2 separate regions of the Homo sapiens genome follow, and region 1 is linked to region 2. A link is an interaction called in ENCODE POLR2A ChIA-PET data of the cell type or tissue named here. Cell type or tissue: MCF 10A. All regions are shown on one strand.

What was found. ChIA-PET counts read pairs that join two places held together with the same protein. Peaks named below come from ENCODE experiments on the same cell type or tissue, not always from the same donor. Only the 100,000 strongest peaks of a DNase experiment are listed, where the experiment ranks them.
Region 1: POLR2A ChIA-PET joins it to region 2 with 6 read pairs; 6 of 35 experiments call an interaction of 5 or more read pairs at or near these places.

The regions. Positions count from the first base shown.
Region 1 is chr3:172,684,985-172,687,484 of GRCh38, forward strand. All of the region lies in intron 1 of NCEH1 (neutral cholesterol ester hydrolase 1), which reads right to left. Among named protein-coding and RNA genes, the nearest start is that of NCEH1, 25 kb to the right of the region's middle. In MCF 10A, no CTCF peak of the experiment used is centred here; DNase peaks (open chromatin) are centred at 547 and 1,077.
Region 2 is chr3:172,628,484-172,630,983 of GRCh38, forward strand. It overlaps NCEH1 (neutral cholesterol ester hydrolase 1), which reads right to left. Exons shown (of 5, transcript NM_020792.6): 5 at 1,766-2,500. Among named protein-coding and RNA genes, the nearest start is that of LINC02068, 34 kb to the left of the region's middle. In MCF 10A, no CTCF peak of the experiment used is centred here; a DNase peak (open chromatin) is centred at 1,168.

The sequences.
Region 1 (2,500 bases), 57 kb after region 2:
CCCATCCCCAAAAAAAAGACCCATCTTTGGGCCAGGCCTAGCGGCTTACACTTTAATCCTAGCACTTTGGGAGGCCAAGGCGGGTGGACTGCCAGAGCTAAGTTTGAAACCAGCCTGGGCATCATGGTAAAACCCCATCTCTACTAAAAATACAAAAAGCTAGCTGGGTGTGGCAGGTACATGCCTGTGGTCCCAGCTACTTGGGAGGCTGAGATGGGAGGATGGCTTGAGCCTGGGAGGCAGAGGCTGCGGTGAGGACACCACTGCACTCCAGCCTGGGCAACAGAGTGAGACTCTATCTCAACAACAACAAAAAAGAGCCCATCTTCACTGGGCTCATAATGGGCTTCTCTTGACCTAATAATTCTCTCTAGTCTAGGTCTCAGCCTTCATTTCTTCATACATCTTTCTTCAATAAATCCCTTCCCTAAGGCTTCAATCTTAAATGGATGCAAATGAAGTCGTATAATTTTAAAACCCAAAGGGCCCACAAATACAGACTGTCTTCTTGGAAACTGATGCCCAGAGAGATGAGTGACAAGCTCTGAGTCACCCAGTTACAGACACGTTCAGACAAGAATCAGGGCAGCAGGTTTCTACTTCAAGATTCTTTCATTATATCTTGATTGAAAATAGTTCCAGTTTATCTCAATGCTTCTGCAACCCTAACTTTTTTTTTCTCTTCCCCTTCATCGACTTAACTTTATACTTATTTTGTTTTGATTTTTCTCCCACTCTTCTGTTCCATCTGTTCCCCTAGACCTAGAAGTAGAGCATCATTCTAAATCCTCACCACGTGCAACCTTGTTAGACAAGTACGACAACCAGATCTCTGACCTCTCTTTGACATCTCTGGCTTTCCAGGCTTTTGTAGCCTTTTTACCAACTTAGAATTTTAGAATGTCAGAGCTGGAAGGAAAACTACAGAGCAGCCTTTCCCAAACATTCTACAGAACAGCAGATGGAGGACACAACTTTGCAATGAGAGCAGGCTGAAGAGTTCTGAGATCTGTGATTCACTCAGCTCAGGAAATTGCTGCCCAGCAATTCTCCTCTCAGAGATTCACAATGCACGTCAGCTTTTGAAACACACTGACAAGTCCCAGCAGGCGGTGAGAAATTTACTTAACTCTGCTTAAACTTTAGTCTTTTCACAACTCTTCACATCCCTTGAGACTGCTTTGGGAAGGCCTTGCCTAGCCCCCTTGTTTTACAGATGAAGACTGAGTCCATCCTTGACATGAGTAACCAATGTCCTGCTCTATATATTGGGGCCAGGGCTCCAACCCAGCTGAGTCCCAGCCCAGAGCATCCTCTTGAAGTATTTCTCCTCTGCTGGATCCAGTTCTTTCCGGTCTTCCGCACACCAAATACCCAACACTTCACCTGGTACTACACATAGTGTATTCACATAGTGACTAGTGTTCACACAGTGTAAAAGATGTCCACATAGTGTGTATTTCTGTGGGGGACAGAAGGGTGGATGCTTGCTCTTATTTCAGCTTGATCTTACGTCCAATTGTATAGGACATAGGACTGTACTGATTTTGCTTGCATAAGTTCTATGTGATGCTCGATACTGGGATGTGGACATGCAAAGCCATCCCAATGATCTAAGAGGTTCCAAGGGACTAGAGGAATAAGCCCAGAGTATCCTGAAGGAGATTTGAGGTGAAGGCTCTTCACATGGGCATCCTAGGTTTTATGCAAAAGTGGCGGGTGATCCTGGGCCCTTCCAGAAATGTGGTAGTACATGCTAAACTTTCCGCACTTCCTTTGCATTTTCTCCTAACTTCATAACCAGCTTCCCGTTTTCTCACTTTTCCTATTGTCTTTCTCACACCAAGTTTTCCTAGTTGATTCCAGAGGCCTTCATGTGCCAGGAATCAAGGTCTCTTCCCCATTTTTTCTTGGGGGAGGGAGAGCTAGGAAGGACTAACATGTAGGAGTTTTAAGAAAGTGGAAAACATGCTTTGCCTAAAAAGAAGTGGGCTGGAAGTTACGCAAACAGCTTGCTGCTTTTCTGTTTGGGCATCTCCTGAACAACTGTACAGTTAACGGACAATAATGGTGAGAATTAAAGGGTGGGTGACAGAAGCTTTCACTGATGAGAGATAGCCTGTACTCCTTTAATCCAACCAAATAGGCCTACTTCCCAAACATGCAGCTTGGTTTTGTTGATGGTTTATTTTCTTCTCCTCTATCACCCATGCCACCCGCTTCTCTTGGCCCCTGCGTGATACTATTCTGACCCATTCTTCAAGGTACAGCTTCAATCTGAACCTTTGTAATACCATCCTGGCTCAGTTTTCACCCCTTGGAGTTCACAGCCTTGTACTGCCCATTTGAAAATCACCCATGTACTGACGGCCTCCTAACGTCTCTAGGCTTATGTTCCTGATTATTTTTGCTTGCTGCACAATATCTTTCATCTTCTCAAATAGATTCTGAATCTCTGAAGCACAGGAACCATTTGCAACACTTGTAAAAATGAAAGTAA
Region 2 (2,500 bases):
TCCAGCCTGGGCGACAGAGCGAGACTCCGTCTCAAAAACAAAAACAAAAATTCTCAAACTCTAAAATTGACTTCAGGCTGGGCATAGTGGCTAACGCCTATAATCTCAGCACTTTGAGAGGCTAAGGTGGGAGGATTACTTGAGCCTAGGAGTTTGAGACCAGCCTGGGCTACATGGTGAGACCCCATCTCTTAAAAAAAAAAAATTCCGTGGAACACTTATAGAATATGTTAGATAGGTCATTTTTTTAGTGCAGTTTACAATGGTTTATTCAACATAGCAAAAACTATCTGCTGAGAAAAATTTAGAACAGACATGAGTTGTGCAAAAAGCAAAAAGAACTTCACTCAAAAGCATTTTTTGCTTTAAAATTTGGTAGTTAAAAACAGGGCTTCCTTTCAGTTGTTTCATTTTGTTTGGAAATATTTACTTTTTAGTCTTAATTATATTTGACATAACTTACTTCTTAAAGAAGAAGGGTAATAATACCCCAATTCTTATAAGTTTAATTTTTCTTGGTGAGGACTTATTCAAAATCAACTTTAAAAAAACCACTCAGGCCAGGTGCGGTGGCTCACACCTGTAATCCCAGCACTTTGGGAGGCTGAGGCAGGTGGATCACTTGAGGTCAGGAGTTCAAGACTAGCCCGGCCAACATGGTGAAACCCCATCTCTAATAAATACAAAAATTAGCCAGGCACAGTGGCACGTGCCTGTAATCCCAGCTACTCAGGATCGTGAGGCAGGAGCATTGCTTGAACCTGGGAGGCGAAGGTTTCAGTGAGCCAAGATCATGCCACTACACTCCAGCCTGGGTGACAGAGCGAGACTCAGACCATGTCCTCTCCCTCTCACTCCCCGCAAAAAGAGAAGAACATGGCAAATGGCAGTTACAGCGAAGAAACACACTCAGGAAGGAGGCTTCAAAATCGTTTTTTCAAAGTCTACTGTGTGCCCTGTTTTAAGTGCTGAGAAAACAGGAAAGGCCAAGAAAGACAAAGTTCCTGCCCTTGTGGAGCTTACAAATAAGCACGGGGAGAAAAGAAAACAAGCACATACATACAGACATGATCATCAGAAGTGAGATGGAACAGCAACAATCAGTGTCGCAATCAGATGAGAGGGCCAGGGGATGGGGACAGTGGTGGTGATTGGGAGGGTTGGGCAGACTGGCTGGCTGAGATGGACTTCTCTGAGGCGGGGGCATTTAATCTAAGATGCCAACAATGAGTCAGCCATGAGAAAATGTGGGAGAGGAGCCTTTCAAATGAAGACGCGTGCAAATGCTGTCACCAACCTCTCTCACTCTGATGACACAAAATGTACTGACAGCACTGAGCTACCATGTGTGCCTATTAGAAATCATATTTACATTTCCAGTCTTTTGGATTTGAGACATCTGGTACTGATATCTGTATCTTCTAGATGTTTCAATAGGGGGTCCATTAGAAAATCTGAGTTATAAAAAAAATTAAAAACATAGGGGATAAAGAGAATGAAAATAACAAGAAAGCAATATTAAAACACACATACAGTTTACATTTAAATGCCCCAAAGGAGATGTGTTGGAGCTGTTTGGGGATCCATCCAGCCAAATATAACCACACACCAAGAGGTTTTGTTAGGGGACATGAAAGTAACTATAACAGAATAGGAAAACCAAATTTACACACTTGTATGTGGATCATTTAGAATATAAACAATTCACTCTGAAAAAAAGTTTTATAAATTCCTCTGGTATTGACATAAACTAAGCATAATAAACTCAAGTGTGAAATTAGATTTATTTGTAATGACAAGGTCAGTTTGAGAACCTGCCTTCAGTGATAGTGATGCTTTGGCTGAAACAATTCAGCTCAAACTCTTGGCATTATGATCATCCTTTTCCTAACATGTGTATTGAAGGTCCCAAAATAGTCCCAGGGCCTGCCTGGCTTTTATGAATATTCTAGCCAGTCCAAAGGAGGGCAACACATACTGTATCCAGACATGAAACAAATGTCATCAAGGAGGCCACTGAACCACCTCTCTAAAGGAAAGACAGCTGGAGTACTCCACTGGGCAGAAGATTGGGAAAGAATTGTGGCTGGCAATTTGGCATACAGAAAGAAGAGAAGAGAACACTGTTTTCAAATGGGAAACAGAAAATGAGACGGGAAAATGAAAGCACATTCCCAGATGGAGCAATTTTATTTCCAAACATGATTCAGAATAGATAGATGCTTTGCTACCTCCACACTGGATTTTCACTTTATAAAATATATTTGCTATTAAAATCATTCATAAAATCTACCTTCCCCTTCGTAGTGGGAAATAAGCAAAGTCAAAGGTTAAAAGGTCATGCATAAAATAGATCCACCAAGATAATTATATAATAGTCTTAAATTCTTCACAAATCAATAAAACATTAATTTATACTTCACTATACAGCACTTCAAGGTTTTTCTTTATATATTAATGTTTATATTTCACAGACAATTTTACAAAAAGATTATCATTT